Regions from separate parts of the Mus musculus genome. Here region 2 is linked to region 1. A link is a loop called in an ENCODE intact Hi-C map of the cell type or tissue named here. Cell type or tissue: gastrocnemius. All regions are shown on one strand. Each heading gives the region's core, and the rest is flanking DNA. Links, peaks and the distances in the headings are about the cores only.

Region 1 (15,119 bases), core at 4,259-12,258:
ATGAATATATGTCACATGAGTACAGTGTTTGCAGAGGTTCCCAGGCAGGCATGAATCAGCTGTTGTGGGTGCTGGGAAGCACAGTGGGCACTCTACACCACTAAGCCATTGCTCTAGCCCTGATGACCCCCCCACCCCCAATACTTACAAGCACCATCGAACAAACCAAACCACACCAGGAAACCAAAGCCCCGACGGAGGAGGAAACACCATTTATTTACAGTCCATTCACTTTATCCACAATTTCCCAGACAGACATAAACTAAAAAAATAAAACCACCACTTGGGAACACAAGTCTCTGTCTTTACTCAGTGTGTCGGAGGGAGGGTCAGAGAGTGAAGGAGGCTACTGAGGTGCAGGAGGGGAGGGTGGGGGATGGGAAGAACGCCTGAGAAACAGCCTGGCTGAGGGAGCTAACTCACAGGGGTGAGGTGTGGCCTGAGGTGAGTGACACAGGAAGTGAGCTTCACGGTGTCACACCTGGGAACTCTGCCTGGCACCCCAAGGGGACGACAACCACTGGCCTCCATCCTTTCTCCACTACCAAATGCCAGAACTCTAGCGTGTGTCCTTGTCCCCTGAGCCTCGGGGTGTGATGGTGGCAGTAGGGGACACTTAATGCCACTTTCCAGGAAGAGCTCCCGGTCTTGGGGACACACAGGGACCTTCTCTTGGCACTGACTTGTCACCAGCTCCGTCCTGACCACAGTGCTGACTTACACTGAGAAGACAAAGGCTGGGCCGGCAAACCTGAGGGAGCCCTTCTGCCTCTACAGTCCTTCCTGGGGTGAGGAGAAGGGAAAGACAGAGGCCACGGAAGGATGGAAGAAAGGGGAGAGGGGGGAAGGTGGAGACACTGATTGTTGGCCACACCCTCCAGCCACCTCCTCCAGGCCCCAGGCCCCTCCCCTAAGCATCTTCATCTGTGCTGATGACCTAGCTCGCTTTCACGTGTCGATGCACGCTATAAATATAAAATCCTATCTGCTACAAAGAGGACATAGATTTGTACACCTTTACCCATATACATAATAACACAATTTATACATAATATCTTGGAGTGCTTCACCCTGGAAATAGGGTTCCAAGAGGTGGTTAAAACAGAACTAAATAACCCTCTTTCTCCCTCCCCGGCCCTGGTCCCTCTTGAGGGACCATCAGATGCTTGGTCCCTGGGGTCCTTCCCAACCGGTTCTGATGGGTTAGTCTGGACACAAATTCAGACATGTGACAAAATGCTGATGGGCTTGTACACACACACACACACACACACACACACACACCACGCACACACGCTCACACAGTCATGTGTATGTGTGCGCGCGCGGGCACACATACACGCTCACATACCCACACTCACATACATACAACTCATGCACGCGGGTGTACATACACACACACACATACTCGGGCACACTCCACTCACAAGGGAACAGATAATCTGTGAGGATAGGACAAACATATTTCCCAGCCCTTGAGCACAGGCCTGACTCCTCCGCCTGAGAAGGAAGGGCTCACTCACTGTGTCACTGGCTCATCTGGGACAGGAGGACTGGGGGGGGGGGGGGGGATGAGGGAAAAGGAGGGAGGTGCGGAGTGTTTTGAAAACAAAGTGTCTCTGACCAGTGACCAGATCAAACTGAGTCACAGAAGCAACAGCACAGAGCCTAATGTTCTATGCCTTGGGCATTTTAGAAAATGTGTGTTTTCCTTGTTTAAAAAAAGAAAGTAAGAGAAAGCGTCACCAGCTGGTTCCCGGGCAGAGCCGGCCGGCCGCGGGTGCGTGTGGGACACTGTGGGGCAGACCCGGGGCCTCCCCTTTTTTTGTCCAGTGTCTTCCAGAGGGAAGGACAACTCTCACCTCCTCTCGGCCCTCTCCCAGAGCCGGGCCTATCCACACGGGACAGAATACTGACAGTCGTCCCAGACACACCCAGAGACGAAGTGATGGATGCTGGGAAGTTAAGACCTGGGTGGCGGTGGTGGTGGTGGCTGCGGCTGCGGTGTGGGGCGAGCTTTGTACAGCAGGAGTGGTTCCTGGCCGGGGTCCACGGTGGCCACAGTGATGAAATTGCCATCAGAGATGGGGGCAGTCTGGGTCCCCAGGGGAGACAGCACCTATCGGCGGTAGTGGTTGGGGGCATCTGCAAACATGTACTTGAGTCTGTAGGCCTCAGCCAGCAGCAGCCCGATCTCCTCATTGCCCCAGTGGATTGTGGGCAGGTTCTGCAGCAGCATGAGGAGGCCCTGTAAGGGAAGGCAGGCCTTTGGTCTCTGTGAGCCTGTGTCTGAGGAGGACCTCCTCCTGGACCACGTGAGCCCCACCATCCAGCCGGCTGCCCCCTAACATCATGATCATGCAGCCTCGAGTCCTTGATTAGCCCAAGAAGTCTGACACCCTCTCCCCCCCAATTCTCTGATACACAGGCACGTGCCTCTTCAAAACACTGGTAGCAGAGATTGAAGCCAGCCACGTGCCAAGAGGAGGCACCACGTGCTTGCCGCCGCAGGGCCGCAGGGTGGCTCTTACGGCAAGCTGGTGCCTTTGCCCTACATCTGCTTCTCAGCTGGACTTGGTTGTTTTGGTTTTTAGAGTTCACTCATTCGTTCATTCGTTTTGGTTATTCAGAACTGGGATAGTTCTCCTTTTTTTTTTTTTTTAATTATAAAAAGATTCATCCTAGGGCTGGTGAGGGGGCTCAGCTGGTAAACCGCTCCCGTCAGGAGCAAGAGTCCCTGAGTTTGATCCCAGTACTGTAGGAGGTAGAGGCAGGATTCCTGGGGCCTGCTGGCCAGCCAGCCTCACCTAAATGGTGCGCCTGTCAAGAGACAGTGTGAGCTGGAGGCATGCTGAGACTCCTGCTATTCTCCCAGAAGATCTGGATTCGATCGACAGTACCCCCGAGTACCCCCATAGGGACTTAAAACCATGTAACTCCAGTTCCTGGGGATCCAACGCCCTCTTCTGGCCTCCAATAGGTTTCAGGCACACATGTGGTGCACAGGCATACATGCAGGCAAAACACTCATGCACAGTAAATACATTTTTAAAAAGTTAAGCCACGTGTGGTAGTGCATGCCTTTAATCCCTCCCCACCCCCAGGCAGATCTCTGTGAGTCCCAGACCAGCCAAGCCTCCATGAAGAGGCCCTGTCCCAGCAACTTTCTTGGGCTGTGCCTGTTCTCCGTGGAGTGTATGCTTGTATGTAGTATGCAGAGGTCAGAGGTCACCCTGCGGGAGTAGGTTCTCGCCTCCTACCAGGTGGACACCAGGGACTAAACTCAGGTCACCAGGCTTGGCCGCAATCACCTTCACCCGCTGAGCCATCTTACTGGCCCTCTTTCACACCCTAACCCTTACTGGAAAACTCTACTATTTCTACAATGATTCCATGCTTTTGTGTAACTTGTAAACAAAACCAACAACAGTGGCCTGGCTAAGGAGAAGAACGCCATTTCTGGGATGGGAGCCATTCTGACCTCTAATCCTAGTGTTACCAGATGCTTTCTAGATGCTTCTGAATAAACTCTATCCCTAGTAAACTGCTCCTTCCTTTTCCCTCCTCTCACAGAACGAGGATTAGCTGTGAGGAGCTGCTCTGCCACCTCGTGGCAGAGACTGGAACTGCAGCTTTCCACCTCTCCCGGCTACCCATCCTTAGCACAGCAAAAAGTGGAAAATGGTCTTCAGATAAAGATGGAGAAACCGAATGACGAATGACCATGACCAAAGGGCAGAGGTGCTGGTCACAAGTGCAGGTGATAGAAGAGACATTGCCAGAAAGACACTGAAGACTTTCTACAAAGTGGTTCCTTGGGTAAAGTGCGTAGTCAGGTGAGATAACACAGGATTGAGCCTGTCTGTAGGGCATGCACTAGAGGGAAGCCGGCCACCACCTTTCAGAGAAGAACTCTAGGAGCCCAGGCTCAGGTACATGCTGGAACCCAACCATCTCCAAGGAAAAAGAACTGGGCAGAGAAGGAACTGTGGCCACAAATGAGGACTGGGAGAGGCAATGAGACAGAAGGCCAAAGAAGGGAGCACTGTCTGCTTTCGCAAAGGATCCTGGTCTGGTTCCCAGCACCCACATGGTGGCTCATCATCTGTAACTGCAGTTGCAGGGGATCTGACGCCCTCTTCTGGACATCATAGGTACTAGGTACACACGTGGTACATGCATATGTGTCGGCAAGACAAATACATGAAACTAAACCAAACAAAAAACTTAAAAATAATAAATCCTGCAGGGTGGTAGTGGCTCATACCTTTAATCCCAGTACTCAGAGGCAGAGGCAGGTGGATCTCTGAGTTTGAGGCCAGCCTGGTCTACAGAGTGAGTTCTAGGACATCCAGGGCTGCACAGAGAAACCTTGTCTTAACAACAAAAGCAACATCATTTTTAAAAAAGGAATTGGGCTGGCGAGATGGCTTAGCGGGTAAGAGCACTGACTGCTCTTCCAGAGGTCCTGAGTTCAAATCCTAGCAACCACATGGTGGCTCACAACCATGAGATCTGATGCCCTCTTCTTGTGTGTCTGAAGACAGCTACAATGTACTCATATAAAAAAAAAAAAAGAATTAATAGCAAATGAACTTAAAACTGTATCTGATTAACTCAGACATCTTGCGTAGACTCCCACTTCAATGTTCCAATGGTTCTCTGTGGATGTCAGGTGGACTCGGCTGTGTCACATACCTTCTAACCAGGAAAGTCCATCTTAACAAGAGCACCAGGGTTCTCTGACCCGTCAGGGCAGGGTTCAAACTGGTGCCTCACTGAATGTCTGCATAGGACCTGCACCTAGGCAACTGTCCGCAACTGTACCCTGGGTCAGGGACGGATCTGTCACTCTTGCTCCTCTCTTGCTTTCTTGCTTTCTATCCCGCTTCTTCCCCCTCTCTCTCCACGTGCTCATGGCCAGCCTCTACTCCTCTACTTCTCTACTCTCTCTCTCTGCCTCTGCTACCCTCTTGACTCCCCTTCCCATGCCCTGAATAAACTCTATTCTATACAAGAAAAGAAAACGAAGGGAGGGGAGGGGAGGGGAGGGTGGATTTGTCTTCTTGAGCTCTGTGGCTGAGGTCTAAGACACCTGTGGCCTTGCACAATCGTATTAAACTCTGACCAGCCCAAGCCTGATGGTTCACACTTGCAGCTCTGCACTCTGGGAGTTTTGGTGGTGGGAGGGAGGAGGAGGAGGATAAAAAGTTCAGCGTCATCCTCAGCTACACGGGTGGTTTGAGGCCAGCCTGGGCTACATGAGGGAGGATGGATATATCTATATATCTATATATATAGATAGATAGAACAGGATAGATAGATGGATAGATAGATGATAGATAAACCATCTCTTATATGCATTTAAAAGGACTGCGATCCCTAGGCCTTGAGCCCCTTGCTCCTGCTTCTTCTTATCAGCTCTGAGTACCAGGCAAGTTCAGTCTGGGGTCAAGTTCAGGGCAGGGCCAGCTGTCAAGAGGCCTGACGTCATAAGGGAAGTGGACATTTCAAGCCCTCACGGACTCTTGCATAATCCCTCTCCCCAAAAATCCTGCTTGCTCACTGATCTGCTTCTTCTAGGACCTAGACTGGCAGCAGAGGGCTATCTAGGCCTCTAACTGCCAACTCAGATACCCGGTATTCCCAAGGCTCAGGCCTGGCAAGCCAGGCCCCACCTGCTTTTGCAAATGGCATTTTAGTTGTTGAGCCATCTCTCCTGCCCCTTAAACCAAAGGCTTCTAAGTTCATGTGTCTAGTCCACCCTGGCTCCTAGAAGCTGAGCCACAACATTAACATTTGTACATTTATTTACCTAGGCATCTCTATTTGTATGCATAAAGTTCTTTCTCTTCTTTTGCAATAGGGCCTCGTGTAGCCTAGGCTGGCCTTAAGCTTGCAAAAGAGCTAAAGATATACTTGAACCCCTAACCTCTCCCTCTAACTTTCCCGAATGCTGGGATTACAGTAGGCACCATCACACCTAGCTGACATTTCAAATCCAACATTCCCAACACCGAATCCCCGAACTCCCTACCCCCTACCCCTCAGCCTCCATCCCGGAGTCATTCTGGTCCATCTCTCTGTGTCACAGTCCAAACACAGCCCATCAAAGAGCCTGGGCAGTGGATACAAAGGACCCCAAACACGGCCATGTACACCTCTGCTGTCACTACCCATAGCCAGACCCCTTGGAGAATGACAGCAGTGTCCTGGGTGGCTGCTGTGCCCACACTCCCCACCTCCAGCCACTGCACAGAGAAGCAGAGTGGCCTTCAAGGGCGTACCCACTCCATTCCTAAGACCTGCCAGGAACAGCTGGGCGCTCACAGCAACTTCCTGCCCTACCTGCCTTCTCTGACTTAGCTTGCTCTGCTCTTCCTCTGGCCACCTATTCAGGCCTCGTTTCATAACCCCTCAAACTGCCAGGCACACAGCTGACATAAAGCCTCTAGGTCAGTCACGCCCTCTGCCCCAGTGGCCATATGGCTTGCTCCCTCACCCTCCTCAGGCCTCTGCTTAAATGTCGCCTTCTTGGTGAGCATATCCTGACTGCTTCCTTTGAATGTGCAGCCTCCCTTCCTACCGCTAAGGATCCACACAGGTTGCTGGGCCTTGCGGTAGTGTGTACTTAACCCCAGAACCTCTGGCACCCCCGTGACTTTGTCTACTGCCTGTCTTCCCTCAGCATGTGGGCTGTAAGAACGGCCCTCTGCCCGCTTCACTTCCCAGGACGTCCTGGGCCTCCGTAGTGACTCACAGGCCATACCTGTAACCAACAGCCACGAATGAGTGGATGATGAGTCTCTCGGGCCCGTGCGGCCACTCCGCAGCCCTTCTGCCCACTCACCTGAAAGTCTTCCTCATCCAAAATCTCCTTCCTCCACTTGATCAAGAAGGCGGCGCAGACATAGAGATGGAAGTGCGAGAAGCCTTCTGGCTCAGACTGGGAAAGAAAACGAGAGTCAGGTAGGCCTCAGGGCCCCAACTGTGAACCTCTCACAGCTTAAAACCTCTTGTGTGACAGAGAACATGGGCTCAAGAGATTCCAAAGGCAGACACAAGACGAAGGTGGGTGGAGAGGCTTCACGGGGATAGCTGGGAGAGGGAGGGGTCCCTCCATACCTGGTACGTGTCCCACAGGCGGATGGTGCAGCGTAGGGGAAGTTCCCGCATCAGCAGGTTGTTCATCCACCGAAAGGCAAACTGCAGGTACTCCACCTCGTACCTCCTGAAGTGACTGTGTACCTGCTCTGAAAGCGGCACCAGGTCAGAGCTACCAGCAGGCCTCAGGGGCCAGGAGCAGGTTCTCTTTCTTACCAGCCCCTCCCACTGTGGGCTGACCTTTGACCCCCCAGTGCCACTCACGGCTGACGTCAGCACATGGCCTATGGCATGCCAGGCATCTCACCAACCCATTCCCAGGTGCCTGCTGCCATCCTGGCAATGCACTGGCCATGAAGCAAGAGGCATGAGGTAAACTTAGCTGCTTGGGCCTAATCATTCTTCAGGGCAGGGCCAGCACGGAAAGGGAGCCTGGAGGCCACCTTGGCCAGCTGCCTTCAGCATCCCTGACAGACGGCCAGCAGAGGTGGCTTCTTTCTCTTGGGTTTTTGTTTTTGTTTTTGTTTTTTTCGAGACAGGGTTCTCCGTATAGCCCTGGCTGTCCTGGAACTCACTTTGTAGACCAGGCTGGCCTCAAACTCGAAATTCGCCTGCCTCTGCCTCCCGAGTGCTGGGATTAAAGGCATGTGCGACCATGCCCGGCGGCTTCTTTCTCTTAGGAGGAGACTCACCAGGAGATCATTCTACAAATTCAGTAGAAGCTAGCTGCCACCTGCCACTTGGCTCCTGCCCTGGAATCTGCATCATATCCTGAGCAAGTTAAACAAGCCTGGTCCCTACCCTGCATGACGGCTTCGAAATTAATGCTCGACAGGTGGGCTTTTTGTTACTGATGTTTTAGGATGCGCTTGTACTAAAAAACCATGCAGGCGTGTGTCTGCGCGTGGGCATGTGCATGTGAGTATATGTCTCTGTGTGGGCACGTGCACATGAGCACAGTCAGGGGCATCAGAGTGCCAGGAGGTACAGACAGCTGTGAGCCACTGCAGCTGGGTGCTCAGAGCTGAACTTGGGGCCTCTGGAAGAGTGAAAAGGGCTTGTGACCCACGAGCCACCTCTCCAGCCCCGCTGGTGGGATGCTTTTAAATCACGGTCTTCTCATTTATGAAATGGGGCAATCGGAGGTCAGCAAATGGCTCAACAAGGAAAAGGCATCTACCATCACGCCTGACAGCCTGACCCCGGAACCCACCTGACAGGAGGAGGTAACAGACTCCTGGGCATTGTCCTGAAGCCCCCTCCATGAGGTGGCATGTGTGTACCTGTCCCCAGAAGCGTTGGGGTTCTTCATGTTTTGTTGGTTGGTTTTTTTGTTTGGTTGGTTGTTTTGTTTTTTTTGGTTTTTCGAGACAGGGTTTCTCTGTGTAGCCCTGGCTGTCCTGGAACTCACTCTGTAGACCAGGCTGGCCTCGAACTCAGAAATCTGCCTGCCTCTGCCTCCCGAGTGCTGCCACCATGCCCGGCGTTTTTCATGTTTTAATGAGGATTAAGTGCTCACATTTCAGAGGGCTTTGGGGAGGAAAATGAGAAGGTGAGTCTGTGCAATAATGCCTGACTGCTCAGTCCAGGGCTTCAAGAGGAGCAGTAACAAGGGTCGCTTAGGGGGCATGGGGACTTGCTCATGAAGGGATTGTGAGGTGGTTGTTGTTGCTGCAGTCTTTCTAATGAGAAAGTACATAAATCATAAGAGCATGGTGCACATTTATTTTATGTGTGTGTGGGGGGGGTGTTTGTGTGTGGTTGGGGGAAGATATGTGTGTGTGTGTGTTTGTGTATGTGGTTTGTGTGTGGTTGGTGGGGGGGATGTGTGTGTGTGTGTGTTCTTGTGGAGGTGAGAGGACAACTTGCAGTAGTCTGTTTGCTCCTTCTACCATGACAATCAGGATGTCAGGCCTGGCAGCAAGCATCTTTAGCCCAGTGAATCAGCTCCACAGCCCAGTGTACACATTTTTAAAAACCCCACTATTTTTAATCTTCATGCCTTTATTTACCTAGGCCAGAAAAAAAAAAGGAGGTAGACAGCAGAAGAAACCACTGACTTTGCCGTCTGGAATCCATCTGATGACCAGCCCTGGGGGCCATTTAGTTCCCCAAAAGAGGACAGCATGAAAGGCTCAGGGGAATGATGGCCTGTGGGGCAATGGGCTATGCACAGACAGCCTGGTCTCCAGTCCAGCTGAGGTCTTGAACCCCGGTGGTACCCGATGGGTGGTAATTTCTACCTACATGGGACGGAAGGCATCTGATCATGTCTCCTGGACCCCTGGCTCCTGTCGAAGTTACCACCCCCACAAGAGAATCATGTGGCTAATAGTCTCGTAGACAATGTCCCAAGCTTCTGGCATTCTGGCTAGACTCCTCCACAGTTACCTAGCAACAACAAGATAGCAGCCCACTATAAGAGGGGCTGCTTGGCCCCTCCTCGCTCTCTTTAAGCTTTCTTCTTCTCTAGCCTTTCCTCTTTTTCTCTTCCCCCTTCTCTCCTTGTGACCATGGCCGGCCTCTCCCTCTCTCTTTCTACCTTCTCTCTTTCCCCCTGGCTTTCTACAACAAAGCTCTAAAACCATAGACTGTCTCTGCTCACAAGGCCCGCTGTGCTTGAACGATGGGATAGGCTTTCTCTTAACGATCCGTGTCTAACCTCCCGACAGAAGGCCTTCCTGCGCTCCAGCCATGGACTGGACTAAGGACTCTTGCCTGCGTGGGAACCACCCAGTACCCACCTTTCCCCTGCCCTCTTCCCTTATCTCCGGGGCCGAGTGCCGCCCTGGGGCCCCTATTCTGTTCTCAGCTCCTCTGTCATATCCAGCGTGGGATGCCAGAGACTGAGAACCTGGTACCAGGAGCTGCCCCTTGTCCACCCCCTGCCATGCGGGGTCAGTGGCTTCACACAGCCAGATGCCCATCCGGGGCCGAGTGGAAAGTGTCTGGCAGTCCTCCCCCATCTGCCCGCCCAGAGCATGGGAACCCTGGCGGGACGCGGGCACTCTCTCCTACTCCCCTCTTCCCTACACACCCACGGCCTCACAATTGGCCCACTATAGAGGCCAGCGGCTGGGCAGGGCAGGGAGGCCCAGAGGGAAAGCACGCCATTACCCCGCACAGAGCTATTGTGAGGGGCACGTGAAGGTGCACACCAAGGCTCTAGGTCGTGGAAAGATGAAAGAGCAAGACAAACCAAGGATGCTCCCATGACCAAGAGAACCTGGGAAGGAGTGAGAGAGAGCCAACTGGGTAGGGAAAGGAGGGATGGGCAGGAAGTCCCACAGCAGAGACGGGGAGGCACAGATGGCTGGTACAGTGGCTGGCAGCCCTGAAGATGCGCTCGCTGGCCTACAGATCTCAGGTCACAGAGCCCCCTGCAAGGTTCACACTGCAGGGAAGAGTAACTCCTAACCTTCTCTGTCTGTCTGGCCACAGTGTCCTTGTCACTCGGGCTTCCTAGGTGCCTGCCTGGCCAGAGCTGGAAAGCTGCACTCCTATAAGCACCTGCTCTTCCCAGCTATCTGCCTCCCAGGGAGCTGTGCCGAGCTTTTCCAGCCCATTCAGGTCCCAGCAGGTCAGCCAGGCTTGGGGAGCCTGTGTTAAGCCTGGGATTGTTATGTGACCATGTGACAGGCAAGGTCAACCCTCAGACTGCATGCAAAGGCAACGGGAAGCCACTGGTGGCTCAGCAACAGAAGGGCACAGACAGAACACTGCTAGAAAACCCTCTCAGGATGACGGTTTGAAGGAGGACAAGGAAGAGAATGTAAGTCCTTCTAGGAGGAAGGTGTCCAGAGCAAATGGCTGGACCAGGGCTGTGGACTGGGAAGGAGAGGGGAGGGGCTGGGGCAGAGCTGAGAGGGAACTGAGGCCACGGTGACAGAATGAGGTGGAAAGACCTTGGGAGAGCTCACAGCCTTCCCGCTGAGCTGTGAAGACAGTGATGCCAAGGCAGTGTGCCACAAGGACTGACTGGGAAGGGAGCCGAGGAGGACCGAGTGTCACAGCTTAGGTGGGACCTGGGCTACTACTGGAGAAGTCCCATCCTCCCAACCTACCATCGATCCGGCTGACGAGCTCTTCCAGCGCCTTGACCTTCTTCTGGATCCCTGGCTGTGCAAACGTGTAATTATCCTGTGAAGGACACAGAGCCAGGGTGAGCAGTGTCCAAACCAGCTGCTTTCTACACCTAGACAGAGCTCATAGAGACAGGCTGCTCTGTCGTTATTGCTGGTATGTGCGTGTGCGCCTGTGCCAGCATGTGTGTGTTACCCAGGCCACGGAGATTTCAGGTATCATTCCTCACAAACATCTATCTTGCTTTCTGAGACAGGGTCTCACTGAGACTGGAGCTCAAGATTAGGCTAGGCACCTCCCTCCCCAGTGCCATCTCTGCAGTCCCTGAAGCATATTAAAAGTATATCAGGGGCTAGAGAGATGGCTCAGTGGTCAAGAGTGCATACTCTCTTCCAGGGTATGGTTCCTAGTGGCTCACAACTACCTGAGACTCCAGATCCCAGTGATCCAACACTTCCAGCCTCCAAACACCTGCACTCGTGTGCACATACCTATACACAGGCTGGAGAGATGGCTCACTGGTTAAGAGCACTGGCTGCTCTTCCAAGAGGACCCAGGTTCAATTCCCAGCATCCACATGGCAGCTCACAAATGTCTGTAACTCCAGGTCCAGGGAATTCAATACCTTCACACAGACTGATGCATATATGTGTGTGTGTGTGTGTGTGTGTGTGTGTGTATGTGTTTGTGTGTGTGTGCAAATACCAAAGCACATAAAATAAAAATAAGTAAAATATTATATATATATATGTATATGTAAAATAAACATATATTTTAAAAGTTCACCAAGGCTAACAGCTAGGAACGGTGTTTGGAAACAAAGGGATTCCTAAAACTGCAGCATATGGTGAAAGGCTGGAGGAGGCCTGCCCTGGGGTTGGCCCACAGGATCTGGGTACACAGTAGGGCCCAGGGGCCTCTGTAATGACAGCTAGTGCTGCACAGTGATTTTCTCAGCCCCGGAGGGATGCTAGCCCACTGTCTAGTGAAGCTAATAGAAGAGGCAGAGGTGCGCTGGTGGGGGGTGGATGGGAAGTGTGTGTGGGGTCTACCTCACACAGCAGAGCAGTAGGGAAGCAGAAGCCCAAGGCAGCGCTGGGCCTGGCCGGGGGGCAGCTCACCTGTATTCCGTCCAGCAGCTTGCTCATGCACCAGAAGCTGTCGGCTTCAATGCTTCGCAGCATGTCCTGAGACAAGTTGGTCACGTCAAAGTTCTCCACGTCCTCTTCTGCAAAACAAAAGGTGAAGCAAATTCAGAGGCCTTATCTAAACACAGAGAGGGGCACAGCACCCACTACCTGCCATGGGGTTCTTCAGGTCCGAGAGAAGCAGGGGACTTGATGTGGAGGGACAAGCCTGCCCTTCTGCTCAAGTGTGTCTCAGAATTTCCAGGGGTCCCATGACCCCAGCCGGGCCACTTCTCACTGCAGCCCAGCCTACCTCATTCTCCCTTGGCATTTATCATTAGATTTTTTTTTAAAGTGACCACTCAGGACTGCTGCTCAACAGGCTACCCCACTCAACCCAGGAACAGTGCACAGAAACTCTTTGATTATAGATGCACAGTGAGCTGTGTACCACATTCACAGGACAGCTGGGGCAGAGACCCTGGTCAGCATAAGGACGGACTCCCTGAGTGCTGGCATCAGAAGGAAGGTGAGCCAAGCCTGTGAGTGCCTCTAGGACGCAATTCTACCGTGCTGGTATTTCCCACTGCTAGAGGATACACACACACACACACACACACACACACACACACACACACACACGGTCCTGTTGACAAATGCCCTTGTGAAACATTTCTCTCTATCACCATTTTAGAGACCCTGTGAGACCATATATATATATCCACAGCACACAAAAGGATGCCAGCAGTTACATAAGGTGTCCACAGAGCTTGAGCACAGGGCCACGGGGCCACGTTCAGAGAGAAACACTAACTTAAAAGTGTGTGTGTGCATGTGTGTGCACACGCGCATGTGTGTATCTGGTGGGACCTACAGAGGACAGAAGAGGGTGTCAGATCCCCTGGTGGAGTTATGGGTGGCTGTGATTGTGGGTACTGGGAACTCAGGTTCTCTGGAAGAGCAGGAAGCTGTCTTAACCACTGAGCCATCTCTCCAGCCTTACTGTCTTCTAACTTCTCATGGAAATTCCAAGTAGTAGCAGGGATGGAAGACTGTCTGGTCCAAGGTCCAAGCAGACAAGACAAGGAACCCAAAGGAGAGGGCCATGGGCATCCCATCTATGATGCTTCTGTAACTAAGCCTTCTTGACATAAAGAGGGGCCCAGTAAGACAGGCTCTGCCTGCCCACAAACGGAGCACCCACATGCCCATCTGAGGCCCTTTGGCTCTGCACACAAGCCAGCTTCTCTCCTTAGACCCATGGGCACTGTTTAGAAACAAATGTGTTCACTACATGCAGTCCTCTTCATGTGCGGGGCTAGAGGGGCACAGACGGCTGACAACATACACTCAGAATCCCAACATTTAACAGTTCCTGGATTCCTGTTCTGCTTGAAGAACGGTATTTTCTTCAATCATATTATATCTTAGCACAAGCATGTGAGCGCACACGCACACATATGTGTTACCACAGCATGGGTGTGGAGGTCAGTGGACAACTTGTGGAAGCGGCTTCTCTCCTAAAATGTAGATCCTTTTGGACTCAAATCCTCACTCGGACTTGGCAGCAGGCACCTTTACCCACTGGGCCATCTCACCTGCCCAAGAACTGTCTTTTGTTGTAGCTTATATGAACATCAAGGGTTATTCAGAGACAGAGACAGAGACAGAGACAGAGACAGAGACAGAGACAGACAGAGGCTGGTGGGGACGGAGGAATACTGGGTCAGAAAAGCAAGGCTGGGAAAGACAGACAGAGTTAACAGCTATAAAATAAGAACCTTCACACCCCATGCACAGTAGGCACACAGATTATTTTAAGTGAGGCTTATCAGAAATGATAAAGCTTTTATAACAGTGCAGGAGGCATGGGAAATCATGCATGGAGCAAGGAGTGGTACTATCCCCAGCAGACTCTCAACTGCAGCCATGAAGTATTCATGTGTGCTTACACGAACGAACGGGGGCAGGAACAAAACACATCGCTGGCCCACTGTGCCTTTAATAAAGGGAGAATGAAGGATTTGTTTTTCTTTAAGTTTTTTTTTTTTTTAAAGATTTATTTATTTATTATATGTAAGTACACTGTAGCTGTCTTCAGACACTCCAGAAGAGGGAGTCAGATCTTGTTACGGATGGTTGTGAGCCACCATGTGGTTGCTGGGATTTGAACTCTGGACCTTCGGAAGAGCAGTCGGGTGCTCTAACCCACTGAGCCATCTCACCAGCCCTTTAAGTTTTGCTATACTTTTAAAAATTGCCACCATGAAGCATAATTTTTATAGCATTCCCCAAATGTGCACAATTTCTGAGGGGGAGCCACCCTCACTGCAGCTGCCTTCATCACCCAAAATGCACAAAGACTTTGTAAAACAATGGCAACCTTGCAGAAATGAGGAAGTCTGATACCACATAAAAATCCAATTGGGAGATCACATATAAAAACAACAACAACAAACACAACTTCCAAGAAATATGATTTCTCTAACTTAAAAATTATGCCCAAGCTTTAACTGGGCAGTGGTGGTGCACATCTTTAATCCAAGCCCTTAGGAGACAGAGGCAGGTGGATTTCTGAGTTCGAGGCCAGCCTGGTCTACAAAGTGAGTTCCAGGACAGCCAGAGCTACACAGAGAAACCCTGTCTCGAAAAAAAAAAATTATGCCATGGTTTTGGGGTGGCCATATGCATTATTTAAATTAAGTCAGGCCTAAGACTCCAGAGACCTCTTTTTATGCTGGGTTACATTTCTGGGCTCTTCCCAGGCTGCTGTGCAGACCTCCAGCTCAGTCCCGCACAGGTGGC
Region 2 (15,119 bases), core at 2,935-10,934, 170 kb before region 1:
TTCATTTCCTGTGAATCTACCCACGTCCCTTAGCCCATGGTTTCTTCCCCAGCAGAGCCCATGGAAGGGGGTACTGCCATCAGGGTCCTGACAGGTCATGACTGCAGCAGGCTTGACACCTTTCCAGGAGGCCAGGCATTGAGATACCCAGCTGAGGTGGCTCCAGACCAGCCTCCTCCAGGGTCCTCCAACTTCTCCAAACTTCCTGTCTCCTAGGCCTGGCAACCTATCTCAGGGCAAGGGCTCGTACCTCAAGCCCTCTGCTGGGCCCCCTTGTTCAAGCTCAGAAGAATTCCCACAGGCCTGTCTCTGTCGAGCTCTCTGCCAGCCTAGGTGCTGTCTTGAGGTAAGGAGGAGCTCTTCTTCCAGTGTGGAGGCCACTGGGGGATGCTGGGGGAGAATGTGCAAGGGCAGTTACGGGAGGGCAAGGGAAATCAGAGAATGAGTGTCCAGATGAGATAAACATGCCATGAACCAAGTTGCTGTGCTTCAAGGGTCTGGGTCTCCCAAGGTTCCTCAGTTGCAACCTAGTCCCTGATGGTATAAGATGAAGCCTTTAGGCCCTGGCTGGGTAGTGAGGGCTCCACCTGTGAATTCTGTCTATGCCCTTAGAAGAGACACTCTGGTTGGACAGGGGATCATGTCTGTGGTCCCAGCACCAGAAGGCTAAGGCAGGAAGACCAAGAGTTAAGGCTCTTCTCACCAGACCCCAGATGTGCTGGTAGCTTGCCCATGCTCTTCCTTGCCTCCAGGGTGGTGGGTGATACATTCCTCCTGGGTATCTATCTACTTGAGGGGTTTCTACTTTAGGATCCCGAAGAGACTAAGACACTGCGTGTGTTCACATTAGAATGGTCATCCTTCAACTCAGGATTAAGATGAAAACTCTCACCAACCATGCATGCCTCCACTTTCTTCATTCCTAAGGTAGACCCAGAAGCCATACCTAGTATGAAGAGAACCCTGGAGGCTAGGGGTTCACTAGAGGCTCTTGGGAGGGGAGGTGCTGTCCTTATCCAGGAACTCAGGCCCACCCGTCTGTTCCCCGCCCCGCCCCCCCCCCCCTGCAAAGGTCCACAGCTGCCTCTGTTTTAGAGAGCTCCCTCAGCCCGCTTGTCCCATGGCCCAATCCTGAGCTCCTGGCAGCCAGTGACAGCCTGATGGGAGGGGTAGAAAGGCCAGTCTCCTGGCCCCGAGGGTCAGTGTCATGTGATGGTCATACTCTCATGTCCTACCTCCTATGGGTCAAGTCTCAGACCTTCCTGGGGACTACCCTGTCTCCTCTTTGACTCCACCTGAAGTCAGTCACCAGCAGTGGCGCCCCACATCAGACTCTGCTGGCAGGGCAATGTGTCAGGATATCACCTAGGGCTTGTCCATGATGAGATCCTGAGGCAGGACCTGGGCATCCCTTCTACCTCCCGGGGCTCCCTGGGCAGCTCTATCACCTTTTGCTGAGCAGACCACGGGGGTCTGTAGAGGCATGAAGCAAGGTCACTGGACCAGTGGAGGATTTCCCCTTTGCTTAATGTGTGTGTGTGTGTGTGTGTGTGTGTGTGTGTGTGTGTGCCTACAGATGGCCAGAAGAAGGCATTGGATCCCCTGGAGCCAGTGTGGGTGCTTGGAGCCAAACTCTGGTCCTTACATGCTCCTTAACCATTGGGCTATCTCAATAGTCCCAATAGTCCTTGAGTTCCTTTCTGTCAGAGGAGGCAGGCTGGTAAACGGAACGACTCCGCACACTCTTAGAAGGATGAGTAGTGGGGGAAGCAGCCAGAGATGAGCCAGAGACAGGAAAGACGAAGTGAGGGCTGGGATGAAGATTTGGAGGCAGAGTGACCACAGGACAGGCACAGAGTAAAAACCTATTTGTCCTGTTCATTTCCCATCTCACCTCCTTCCTGGAAGTCCCGTGCAGTGTGCCACACACAGTAAATGCGTTGCATTTGGGGAGCAAGAGTCTTGCCTGTAGAAGTCCTCAGCACCCCTTCCTCCCATCCAGTCTCCAGTGAGCATGAGCACTAATCACAGAGAGGAGGGGTGGAGCCTTCCAAGGCTGTGCTACCCAGTCTCCAGAGCCTCAGAACAGAGCTTTCCTCTCTCTCCAGTGGGGATTTAATTAGGTGCACTAATTAGACGCTGAGTGTGAGAGACGGAGATGCAGGCGCCTCTGCGCTTGCAAGCTCAGGATGGCTTTGGGGTGGTCATGCATAGGGAGAGCCGCCAAGGGAGGCTTGGCTGTGCTTGGAAGAACAGAACTAGGAACTAGACCTCTACGGTGCTGTTCCTAGCCCTGTCAACGAGGGAGCACACTGTGGAGCACACTCAGACACATTCACACACATACACAATCACACATTTGTCTATGACCAAACGGTCATTCTATTGTCACACACATGTCTATATGTGTACACACGTGCTCTTACATGCGCTCACACCCGATGCGGGATAAGCAGCAGAGTTTCCTAATTTGTGGGGTTTTGTTTGTTTAGTTGCTTTTCCTTGCTTTGGTTTTAAGACAAGATCTCCTGTAGCGAGGCTGACCTCGAACTTGCTGCATAGCCAAGGATGCCCTTTTTTTTGTTTTTGTTTTGTTTTTCTCTGTATAGCCCTGGCTGTCCTGGAACTCACTTTGTAGACCAGGCTGGCCTCGAACTCAGAAATCCACCTGCCTCTGCCTTTATTATGTGCTGGGATTAAAGGCGTGTGCCACCACGCCCGGCCAAGGATGCCCTTAAACTCTGTATCCCTCTTACTCCTCTTCCCAAGGGCTGAGATTACGGGCATGCAGGGCAGCATGACTGTCACGGCTCCATACGTCAGCCCATCTGAACTGTTCTAGAGTCTTCTTTTCAGCTAAATTCAAGGGTCATGCAAAGAGCCCCCAACTCACCCGATACAAACACCAGCCCTTCGCCTCACACAGATCTCTTAGCAACATCTTCTCTAACCTTTTGGCTTTTCCAAAGGGAAAAATCCTCAGAGTAGAGGCCCCAGTCCCCTGCTGTGTGGCCAGAGTGCCAAGGGATAGAAGTATTGGCTAGTGCCACTCTCAGGGGACAAGAAGAGAGAGAGAGAGAGAGAGAGAGAGAGAGAGAGAGAGAGAGACTTGTAAGCCACATACCAGAGTCAGTGTGTAAAATCAACATGAGCTTGGGGGAAATTAAAATAGCTCTCTGAGCGCTGAGTATGGAGGTACACCTTTAATCCTAGCATTCAGGAAGGGGGATGGGTGGCAGATCTCTGTGAGTTCGAGGCTAGCCTGCTCTCCATAGTGAGTTCCAGAACAGCCAGAGCTACCTTGTGAGACTCTGTCTCAAAGGAACAAAGAAGAAAGACCTCTGAGCCTCCATCTGTGTAACAAGTTCAGGCTATGTGGGATACAAGTAAAATCTCACGTTACATTACCATGCAACCTGCTGAGCTCAGGGTCTGGCATGCAGTCCGTGCTCAGTAAGGTTAATCCCACCACAGCCCAGGCAAAGCCAGCTTCCAGAACAGGGTCCTGTCTGGCCTTCGGGCCTGGCTGCCTCTTGCCTGCCTTCCCTGTCTCAGAAGACAACAGGTCATTAGGACAAATTTGATCGAAACGACGCATGGATTAGCATGTGCGAGGCAAAGTCTAATTCTGTTTACTGTTCTGGGGTAGCACACAATTATTACAGGAGCTGGGACAGAGTGTTTTTAATAACATTCCTTGTTAAGATTTAATTACAGGAAATTGCATTTTCTTAATCACTGAAAACTCAACTGGCTAGGAAAAGAATCGTGATAATTTTGTGTGTGGCTTATTAAGTTCTTAGGATATTCTTTCTCTTACATTTTTCTTTTATTATGTGCTGCTGCTAAGTGCTCTTTAACCCTTGGAGTTCCGGATACCCCTGTCTCTCCTACCCCAGGCCCTAAACTCATTTGCAAGCTGGGTGTCAGAATCCAGGAATCAAAGAGAGAGCACACAATATCAGAATCCAGCAGCTGGGGCCGAGAGACCGCCCTCCACTCTTGTACAGAACTAAAGGTTTTTGGGGTTTTTTTTCAAAGATTGATTGATTGATTGATTGATTATTCATATGAGTACACTGCAGCTGTCTTCAGACACACCAGAAGTGGGCATCAGATCCCATCACAGATGGTTGTGAGCCACCATGCTGGGAATTGAACTCAGGACCTTCAGAAGAGCAACCAGTAGTCTTGACTGCTGAGCCATTGATACACGGTATGGTGCACCCGTATCAGACACCTTACAACCGCCTCTAACTCCAGCTCCGAGGGGTCTGATGCCACCTTCTGGCCTTTGCAGGCACGCACGCACGCACGCACGCACGCACGCAGGCACACACAATTTTTTTTTTTAATCCATCTGATCTCAGGCACTAATCCCGGCAGCCCTTCCCCTTTAACAGCTACCAACATTGTCCGTGAGTTTCTGGCTAACAGACTTCCAAGTGTCAGGGTTTCTTACCCGGGGAAGGGAGTTTGCACCAGAGGGGGGGTTGGTGGCCACATGTCCTGCTCTCCTTGGTCTCTGCTTCCTCCCTGCGAGTCAGAAAGTCTGGCTAGGCTTGAACTGTGAAACCTCCCCCATCCTCCGAAATCTATGAAACCCCCCCCACTTCCATCACATGGGCCCTAATATCCTCTCTTTAGCACCCCAAATGCTGTCATCAATCTGCCTGAATGTCCACCGTGTTAATAATTCATCTAATGAATCTGTCTCAGTGTTCTCTTGAGCCCTCATCCCAGTCCTCTCCTGACCCAAGGAAGCACGTTTGGGACAGCAGTAGCATGCTCACTCAGCCTGTAGTATATGGACCTCGCTCTGGCCTTTCTGGGAACCTTGTTCCTTGGCAGGTCCTCCTGCCAGAAGTCTTCGGGAACCCACAGAAATGAGTTTTACATTCATGGGCACGACTTGGAAATCTGGAGCCTACACTGTGTGTCCTGAGACTGAGAGCCCACCTTTGGAACTCTCTGTCCCTTGCCTGCCCTGTCTCTCTGGGGCAGACAGAACCTTGGGGCATTTCCTACTAATTGGCAAGCTAGGAGATTTCCCTCCTGCTTGATTGTGCTCCAGGTGTGGGATTCTGAAATCGGCACAAAGAGAGCTCTATCCCGGGTGCAAGGGCTCTTTCTGCTCCTCTTTCTGCTGCCTCTGTGAGTGTGAGGGACACAGGAAGGGCAGCAGTCAAGAGGAAGCAGGGAGACTAAAGGCATCAAGAACCATAGCCCACTGGTTCCTTCAGGAAACCATGCAGGAGGGATGCTGGCAAGCTAGCCACTGCCTCAGCATCACGAGGAGCAAAGCTTACAAAATCAGTGTGAGACCAAGAGAGACTGGTGATGCCTAAGCAAGAATTCTTTAGCTAAAAGGACTCCTGGCTCTAAATATCTGGATTCCTGTCACTCTGGGTGAGTACGAGCAAGAGTGCGCACACACGTGATGTGAAGGGACCTTTGGCCCCCGTCACAGCTCCATCCCTGTCTCTTGGCCCCATGACCGTCAGATGCATGGGCTACAGCCCCACGCAGCCTGTCTTAGGGTTTTACTGCTGTGACAGACACCATGACCAAGGCAACTCTTTGGAAGACATTTAATTGGGGCTGGCTTACAGGTTCAGAAGTTCAGTCCATTTTCATCAAGGTGGGAGGATGGCAGCATCCAGGTAGGCATGGTGTAAGAGGAGCTGAGAGTTCTACATCTTCATCTGAAGCAGCTAGTGGAAGACTGACTTTCAGGTAGCTAGGATGAGGGTCTTAAGCCCATATGCACAGTGGCACACCCACTCTAACAAGGCCACACCTCCTAATAGTTCCATGCCCTGGGCCAAGCATATACAAACCATCACACAGCCTTCCCTTCAGAAATCATCACCCCTTTGGCAAATAAGCCCCACTTGTATACAGCATAAGGCTCCCTGGCAGCAAATGGCACCTAGTCCTCTTGGGTCTCTGTGTAAGAGAGAAAGAAGAGTCATGAGTCACGGAGACACAGACTAAAGTTCTGAGTGGAAGGGTCTGATCTGACACATCTCTGAGTCTTTCTACTCTCCTCTAAACTTGAACCCCCAGCTGTCTTAATCCTGCCCTCCCTTCAGCCCCCCAGTGGCTGCTCTGTTCCCTCTAAGTCGCTTTGGTGTCTTTGTTCTCCTGGCTGGGGAAAGCAGTCTTGACAGCCTTAACCCGGTGGCAAAGTGCGGGACTTCAAAAGAGGCTTCAAGGAGCTGATGGATAATAGATGGCTGGAAGCATGAATGATACATATGTAGATAAATGATGGATAATAGGGTCTGCATGATGTACGGGCTGCTGCTAGGTAATAGGTGTGTGGATACACATGGAGAGAGGGAAGGAGGAGGGGAGGGAGGAGAGAGGGAGACAACAGACATAGACTGAGTCCATACCATGACAAATGCCTGGAGACTAGATAGGCAAGGAGGCCAGATGGGAGAATCTCAAAGGGAACTTCCTGGACTCAGGCCCAGAGGAAAGAGCCATCAAGTGGGCAGAGACACCCAGAGCCTTCAGTGACAGTTAGGAACTATCCAGGCATCCATGACAGATAGCAGGATGGGACTGATCAGAAAGGCCACCATCTCACGGACTGATGATGATAATGATGGATGTGCCTGGAGATAATGAATGGCTCGACCTGCTGATAGATCAAGTTGCCTCCCGCCACCTTGCTCACCCTGTGCTCACCCTGTGTGACTGGGCATGGCAGCGGTGGTTGCTGCTCTTCTGCTACCCACAAGGGGGAGCTCGCGTTCGGGACCCGGTCAGAGATGGTTTCCGTGACGGTAGGACCACGTGATCCTCCTCTCCTCCCTCCCATTCCTCAGGTTCATAAATGGTCCTGATTGAAAACTGCTCCCCATGGAAGGGCAAGAGAAAGGCTTCACGGTAAGTTGCTTGGCCTAGGTATCTGAGCCATTCCCTGTCGCTCCCCTGCGATGTCCCATGTCTTCTGGCCATGCTTTAAATCCTTCCCTTTTCTCTACCTTCCTCTTCCTACTCCCTAGACGCCAGTTCCTCCCTCAAATAGCCAGTCAAGTTATTGTTCTTGGAAATGCAGAGTCTGATTCCAAGAAGAGTGGGGCTGAAGTTGGGTGAGCTGATGAGCTCTTCCTTCGAGCTGAGCCCAGCATGAAGGTTCAAGCCTGCTCCAGCAGCCCCAACACCAGCGGGTAGAGAGAGCAGGATCTGTGATGGACAGCCTTGTGAGGAACCTTTCCTGGGATTCAACTATGGTACAAGGGATAAGACAGGAGAGGACCTGGGAGTGGGGTTAAAGAGAATACTGGGATTCTGTGAGAAGAGTTGTCAAGAGTTGAAGCCCAAGTTTCTTGGTAGCTCCTGGAAGGGCCAACAGTCATGCAGAGGAGACAAAGTCACTGACTGAAAGAAATGCATTCCCAGGGACCTGCAGAACATTCTGCAGGGAAAGCCCAGAAAAGTTCAGCGGCTAGTTGAGCAACCTACTGCCTGGCAGCGACAGCTCTGTGGCTACCATCAAACTCAGGGAGGAAGGTTATAAGAGAAGACTCTTAGCAGGGGTAGCTAGCAGTGGGGAGGGATTTCCCTTCCTCTATGTCACAGCCCTCTTATATGTCTTGAGAGCGAAGCAAACCAACTGGCACACCTGCTCCTACCTGAAGGAAATGCCAGCAAAGTAGCTTTAAGCCACAAGCAAGACACCAGGCATGGTGGCACCTGCCAATCTCTATGAGCTTGAAGCCAGCCTGGTCTACATAGTGAAAGCCTGTCTAAAGAAAGAGAGAAAGACAGAAAGAGGGAGAGAGAGAGAGAAAGAAAGAAAGAAAGAAAGAAAGAAAGAAAGAAAGAAAGAAAGAAAGAAGATAGGAAGGAAGGAAGGAAGGAAGGAAGGAAGGAAGGAAGGAAAGAAGGAAGGAAGAGAAAGCAACAGGAAAACAAGCACAGAGGGGGAGGGGAAAAGGGAGGGATAGTCGGACAGACAGACTGACCAAAGTTGACCAGGATGGGCCAAAGTTCAGAAAGGCTGGGTCAGCCAAGGCAGAGTGATGCGGAGTGGGGCATTGGAGGCAGCTCCATGCTCCCAGGGTGAGAGCCCTGGAGGAGTCAGCATGAGAGAGGGACACTGGGGCAGATCACAGCAGGTCCAGTTTGTCTTGGGATGGTTTTGAGCAGGGGAGTCTCAGGCTCAGATGTGGAATGAGGAGGGTGGTTTCAGAGAGTGTGAGAGCCTGGGAGTCACTCAAGGAGCCTTGCATGGTGAAGGTGGATGGCAGAGAGCCATGACAGTATGCTGAGGCTGGACAGGACCCGGGAGGAAGGAAACAGATGGCAAAATGGACGTCCAGACAGCATTCTGTGCGGGGGCAAATGGCTATTTCACACTCTGAAAGGTCACATGGAGGGAGAGTGGGCTTAGGGAAGGAGTTTCAACTTGGAATGTGCTATGTTTGAGGCGTTCAAGACTACCCAGCCTCGGGGGCTGGAGAGATGGCTCTGCAGCTAAGAGCACTGACTGCTCTTCCAAATGTTCAAATCCCAGCAACCACATGGTGGCTCACAACCATCCATAATGAGATTTGATGCCCTCTTCTGGGGTGTCTGAAGACAGATATAGTGTACTCACATATAATAAATAAATAAATCTTTAAAGAAAAATAAAAACAAAAAAACAAAAAGAATACCCAGTCTCGATGGGCAGTGGTGGCTCACGCCTTTAATCCCAGAACTTGGGAGGCAGAGGCAGGTGGATTTCTGAGTTGGAGGCCAGCCTGGTCTACAGAGTCAGCTCAGGACAGCCAGGGCGACACAGAGTAACCCTGTCTCAAAAAAAAATTACAAACAAACAAACAAACAAAACAAAACAAAAAAACAAGAATACCCAACCTCGCTTCCAGGAGCAGTTGGAAATTCTGACCAGAGTCTATGGGCCAAGGCTGGACTCCCAGCCTCCACTGTGGCTAAAGACCCTGTGGGGACCAGAGCTGACTGGCCAGGAGAAAGAACTGGGCCTGGATCAGAAGAGGCAGTGGGAAGAACCTGATAGGGTGGCTATGTCCCTGGGAGAAGTACCGCAGTGGGAGTGGGGAGTGTGAGGTCACAGACAGGACACAGGAGGCAGCAGAGGCAGATGTGGAGCAGCTGAGAGCATCTATGAGAAGCGCTGAAGGTGCCTGTGAAGTTGGCAACAGTACGTCATGCCTACTAGACATCTTATTAATGATCCAGTTTGGCAGGAAGCAGGGGTCGTTCCATCTGAGTCATTCAAGGACAGTTTAATGAGGGTGTGGGCTGGGAGGAGAGAAACCGGCGAGGGATGCTAACTGTCCAGCTAAAGTTTAAAGAGGGGTGCCCCCTCCCCGGCATGCAATCCGTTGGAGTAGTAGCGTCCCTTAAAACTAGAAAAGATGTGGATAGACTCTGAAGGGGATCTAACAATGTGTTTATTACATTTGTGTGTGTGTGTGTGTGTGTGTGTGTGTGTGTGTGTGTGTCTGCCTCTCTGTCTGTGCCTGCCTGCCTGCCTGCCTGCCTGCTAAGACATGGGCTTGGAGGAACAAAGACAACTTTGTAGGAGTTGGTTCTGCCCTTCCATTATGTGGTTCCTGGGACTTGACTTAGGCTGTCAGGCTTGGCGACAGGTGCCTTTACCCACAAAGTTATCTCTCTGGCCCCTTGAGAGGGACTTCTGGTTTTTCAGATCCAAGAAAAATGGAGGGGAGGAATCTTTTCCTCTTAGTCTGTGTCAGGCAGGGAAGAGGGACTTACTTCAATGGTCAGGGCCAGCCACAAAGATGCAACTTGTGCTGGTTCAGGACATGGTCCTGGCAGATGCCAGCTCTCCCCAGCACATCCACCCCAGACCGGCTCTGAACCCAGTTGGTAGGGGACCAGCATTCACAAGGCTTGGGTTCAATCTGCCATACTGCACAAACTACCGGCGTGGGATTACATCTGTAGTCCCAGCATTTAGGAACTCGAGGCAAGTGAATCAGAAGTTCAAGGTCATCTTCAGCCACCTAGTGAGTTCCAGGCCTGCTTGAGACACGTGATACCCTGTCCCAATCAAGCAATCAATATCAATCAATCAAACAGTAAGATCCTAGCCCAGGTAGGATCTTACAGTGACCACAGGCAGCATCATTAGTAAGATCGGGCATCGCCAAGGCCAACACCCTGTGGTCTCTTCCTCTCAGCATCCATCTACCTGACTGCGCACCCCTCCCTGGTAAGACCTGCCCCCTCTCATCCCAAAGGGAAGACCTGTGCTTCCCTGATGGTCCCAACAGCAAAGTTCTAAGTGGCCCCAGTTCAGGTCGCCATCCCCACCCCAGAGTGAATCATTCTGCCAGCAATATGGGGATCAGAAATGGAACCGGAAGTCGGTGAAAAAGCCACCTTAGGCTCCCTCGGGGAAGTGAGAGCAGCTGCAGAGGCAAGGCTGCTGGAGTTAGAGCCACACGCACCCCCATGTTTCACTGTGAAGAGAGGTGTGAGGGGGTGGGAGGAGGGGATGTCTTCGGTTTGCTCAAGGCTGGGTGTGTGTGTCAGAAACACAGCAGAGGGAAAGGTGGTTTATCAGATAAAGATTTAAAGATACATGCCGCCAAGTCCTGAACCGGCATGACTTGAGTTCAATCTCCAGGACCTACCCGGTGGAGGGAAAGGTGACTCCCAACAGCACAGACGCACACACAAACATGAAATTTTAAATAAAATCTAAAGGACACAGAGATTTGTACTCTTCCTCATACACGTTGGGTACACGTACATGATTAAGTAAACATATGAGATCTTGTATCAGACAGGGTAGGCCAAGTTACACTGCAGTAAGGAGTCAGATCAAACCGCCAAGTTCAGTTCTGGCTCACGCTTCAGGCCCTCCTGGGCTTGGCTCATCATAAACAGCCCCAGGACCCAGGCAGGCTGTCGGAAATGCTACAGCTCACACCTGCGGGGCCGGGGCGGGAAGTGGGGGGGGAGGAGACATGATCTTGCATGCCTCTGAGACACAAAAGTAAATTCTACTGGCTAAGAATGCTGATTGGCCAGAACTGGTCACATGGCCCTTCCAACCACAGGGGTAGTCAGGAAGTGCTACCTAGAGGCTGGGAGCCCCAGCGAGTTCTCAGCAAATTGTATCAATGACTGTCATGCCTACATATAATTGGCTTATGTATGTGTACTTACATGCATGCATGCATGCACACACAGGCTCTCTCTTTTCTCTCATACACACATACACATGCACACACACAGACTCGCGCACTCACACACACACATCCCATGGTCATAGACTTATGTCAACTCCCTTTGCCCAGCCATCAATGTCGAAAGTCCCTAGCGAGGTGCCTGCTGTCATGGACACCTGCACCCACATTTTGTCCTGACTGCTGCCTTCAGCTCTTCTGCCTGGTTCTCGGGGCCCCACCATTCATCTCTGCTCTGGGTTCATTCTTCCAGTCTCCCTTCCCTGGTGGTCCTCCCCTGTGGTCCTCCCCTTCTGCCAGGAGGAGGTAAAGGGGACAGCTGTGTGTTTATGCAGTGATACTGCACCACCGACACTTGCTTCAGGTTTCTGGCTGGGGTGTTAGAATCCCCTCCCTTTCTCTTCACTTGCCTTGTGAGCTCTCTAAGCACGAGCTGGTGACAAACAGAGGGGCTGTCTCAGCTAGAAGGGCAAGGGGGTGAGACCCAGAAGATGTGGGGGTGCAAACAGAGCAGGCAGGGACAAAGAGAGCCAAGACGCAGAGTGCAGAGGCAGGGGAGACATCTCAGTGGGTAAAGTGTCTGCCGCACAGGCAGGAAGGCCCGAGCCCGAATCCCCAGCGAGCATGAACATCTCCAATCCCAGCGTTGGGCAGGGCCAGAGGCATGAGGACCAGGCTGGCCAAACTGGTGAACTTCCCAGAGAGCCAGAGAGCTTCTCTCCCAAAACCAAGTGGGGAGCAATGGGGTAACTCACCGAATACCTGGGCCCCATGCACGTGTGCACGCAAACACGACGAAGGCTGGAGAGATGGCTCAGCGGTTAAGAGCACCAACTGCTCTTCTGAAGGTTGTGAGTTCAAATCCCAGCAACCACATGATGGCTCACAACCATCCGTAATGAGATCTGACGCCCTCTTCTGGGTTGTCTGAAGACAGCTACAGTATACTTACACATAATAAATAAATAAATCTTTAAAAATAATAATAAATCATATAGTGCAGCAGAAAGACTCGGTAACGCAGACAGACAGCATGTGGGGGCCAGAGGACAACTCGAGGGAGCCAGTTTTCACGGGTTCTGCAGGCTGAACTCAAATTGTGATGCTTGCCTGCAAGCTCCTGTACCCACTGAGCCATCTCGTCAGCCCTAGGATGAACTGAAAAGTAGAGAGGAGGTGTGGCCCTTTCCAAGCAAGCAGCAGAGATTTGAGGCTGGGGGTCTGCTTGAGGCACAAGCAGGGGTTTCCTTGGAGATCTTTCTGTTGGAGGAGTCGGCTGGGGTCTGAGCTGTGTGGTACCCCAACTGCTTATGCCTCAACTCTAGGGCCTGCTTGTGTGTGACTGTCCTCTGAGCCAATCACTCACCATCTTGAGGAGTTCAGCTATACCTGCTTATAAAGGCTCATCCCAGCTGGATTTGCTGTTTGTGCCCCCCACAGGGGTTGGGGAGGGTCATGAGACCCTCGCCTGAGTATTTGGCCCGTTGTACGTAATTCTGTTCTAACTGTATGTGGCCTTGGGACAGAGCTAGAGTGTACACAGGCTAGGGAAGACTAGGGAAGTGGAACTTGAACAATTAGTGCTGCTGTGGGAAGTCGGCCCGCAGTTCCTGATGGGTAAAGACTTTCTGGTGTGGCATCTTAGGGAGGGGAGGTCCCTGTTAGTAACCCCTCAAGTATGCTCTGGAAGGAACCTAGTAAACTCCTTGGCTTTCCCGGAGTGAACTTTGGGGGAACTGTGCCTCAGCTTGTTATTAGACCTTCAGAGGAGTGGCGATCTCCCTGTGGGAAGGAATTTTAATAGTGCTCTAGCCAGATGGTTGTAGGGAGAAGTAAGACAGACAGGAAGCAGACCCTATTCTGTATGGGAGCAAAGGAATGCCAGGCTGGAAAGGGAAGCAAATCTCTGCCTCTCCAGAACCCAGGCCTAAGCAAAAACCCAAGCTGTTCCTGCAATACTCTTCCGCCATTCCCACCCCCCAGCCGTCCATGCACCTGCAGATCTGCTGCAGACAGACAGCTGCAACTCCCAGCTACAGAATGACAATCCAGACCAACAGCTACAAAGGAGCAACTCCCAGTTACAGAATGACAAACTGACAAACCCAAGAGTTAGAGAGGACAAGAGCCCCATACTCTAGCAGTGGGGAGCTCCTTAAACCACCTGTTCTTCCAGACCACAGTCAAAACCCTCCCAGGTCAGCAAGAAAAAAGTGGGTGTGGCACCAGGTGGGTGTGGGAAAGGGGCCCTAATTTGTGTGGGGGGGTGAGCCCTCAACAAATCCATACAGCAGCCCCATGTTCAGTCACTACCTCAAGATCCAAGGAAACGCAGAACATACTTTGGGGGCCATGGTGAGGGGAGACCAGTGAGGTGGTCTTAACTCTGGGATATACTGGGCACCCTGGTGTGTTGGCCCTAATCTAGGCTCTCCCTGCTAAATTCGAGGATAAAAGAGAGTCCCGGGGAAGAGTTGGCCAACATATGTGGAGAAGTCCACCCCTGGATTGGCTTCTGTTAGATCTCATGCTCTTGGGGATACAGCAAGGCCTCTTTGGCAGAAGCAGCCAAGCTTCCCTGGTCCCTGCTCCTCCCGACATACGCTTAGAATCTGCAACATCCCTCTGGCTTGGCAGAGGTCAGCACATGTGTGTCACTGTTGAGAAGTAGTGGATCTTTTAGGGGGACATAGGCCCTCCTGGATGGTCCCTACCTTTGAAGAGACATTAGGTCCCCTCATGTGTTTCTTTCCTCTCTGCTTCTCAGCTGCCACAGGACAAGTAGACCTTCTCAGCCACACACTTGTGCCATAACGTCCTGAGCTGCCACAGGCCCAAAGCAACAGGGGACCGAGTGACCATGGACAGAAACTTCTAGAACCATCAGTCAAAGCAAACTTCTCGTCTTTATTAATTGGTTTATCGGAGGTATTTGTTATAGCAATGGAAAGCTGACTGACACTTCTGGTCTCTTCTGCTGCTGCCATGCCTCAGCCTCTGCATAAACTGTACCCTCTGTCTGTGGCACCTTCCCACTGCCCAGCTATTAAACATCCTAGGAGATCAGTCTAGTCTGGAAGGATATTGGTCCACTTTCCACTCGGCAACATCTCAGTGATGACTGCTTCCTCAGCTGAAAGGGAAGGGACCAGAGTCTGTGAGATTGAAAATGGTCTCAGAGTGAAAGACATGCTGGTCCAAGTTCAGCAGAAAGGGCTGGGTCAGGCTTTAGTAGCCGGGGTTCACAGACTTTAAGTGGAAAAAGCAGGCGGACTGAGGAGCAGAGGGCGCGCTGGGGATGCTGGATAATTGAGACCAGACTGGAAGGAAGGTCAGGGGAGGGAAGATGCTGCAGACACTGATGACAGGTGCCCGGGTGGGAATGACCACTCAGGGCAGAGACCATCTGGGGGTGGGGCAAGCAGTGCCAAACCCCAGCAAAGTGAAATCTCCACGTATGATTTTATCCAGTTTGCCATCGTCCGCCTCCATGGGCTTTATACACTACCAACACAGAGGCAAGGAAAATCCTAGTCTCTCGGGAGTTAGCCTCTCTTAGACCTACTATGCGCTTCTGTTCTGAGGGAGACAAAAGCATCCTCTTGGGAGGACCTGGGTGGAGAGGCGCAGGTGCAGGCGAGGCTGAGGGAGCCTAAGGGAAAGTACGCAATCATGAAATGTGGGAATGTGGGTGTCAGACCCTCTGGGAGGAATGAAGAGGAACCACAAAGGGCCACCCTAAGACCGGAAGCTGGCTGAGGAGACCAAAACTCGCATACAAATCAGTGCCTTTCTTCCTGATTTCAGCAGGGTGTGAGGAGACATCTGAAGTCCCTTGTGCAACATGATTTGGGTTCACAGAGAGCCATGACTGAGGCGGGAATCTCTGGCTCACATGACAACCCTGTCAGCGCTCCC

What was found. Hi-C counts contacts between places; a loop is a spot of excess contacts. Peaks named below come from ENCODE experiments on the same cell type or tissue, not always from the same donor. Only the 100,000 strongest peaks of a DNase experiment are listed, where the experiment ranks them.
Region 2: it touches region 1 in a loop (2.3-fold over the local background); 9 of 42 quality-filtered maps call a loop at or near these places.

Annotation. Positions count from the first base shown.
Region 1 is chr17:29,591,973-29,607,091 of GRCm38, reverse strand. Tbc1d22b (TBC1 domain family, member 22B) reads right to left here. Exons shown (of 13, transcript NM_198647.1): 9 at 12,309-12,415; 10 at 11,169-11,244; 11 at 7,126-7,253; 12 at 6,851-6,946; 13 at 284-2,248. The coding sequence ends at 2,120. Tbc1d22bos (TBC1 domain family, member 22B, opposite strand) reads left to right here and starts at 10,787. Exons shown (of 4, transcript NR_045447.1): 1 at 10,787-10,876. Mir7667 (microRNA 7667) reads right to left here and starts at 11,554; the gene lies at 11,492-11,554. In gastrocnemius, for the core only: no CTCF peak of the experiment used is centred there; DNase peaks (open chromatin) are centred at 10,073, 10,496, 10,662, 11,049 and 2 more places.
Region 2 is chr17:29,765,197-29,780,315 of GRCm38, reverse strand. No RefSeq gene overlaps it. Among named protein-coding and RNA genes, the nearest start is that of Ccdc167, 56 kb to the right of the region's middle. In gastrocnemius, for the core only: a CTCF peak has its summit at 6,752 (motif pointing right); DNase peaks (open chromatin) are centred at 6,743 and 8,280.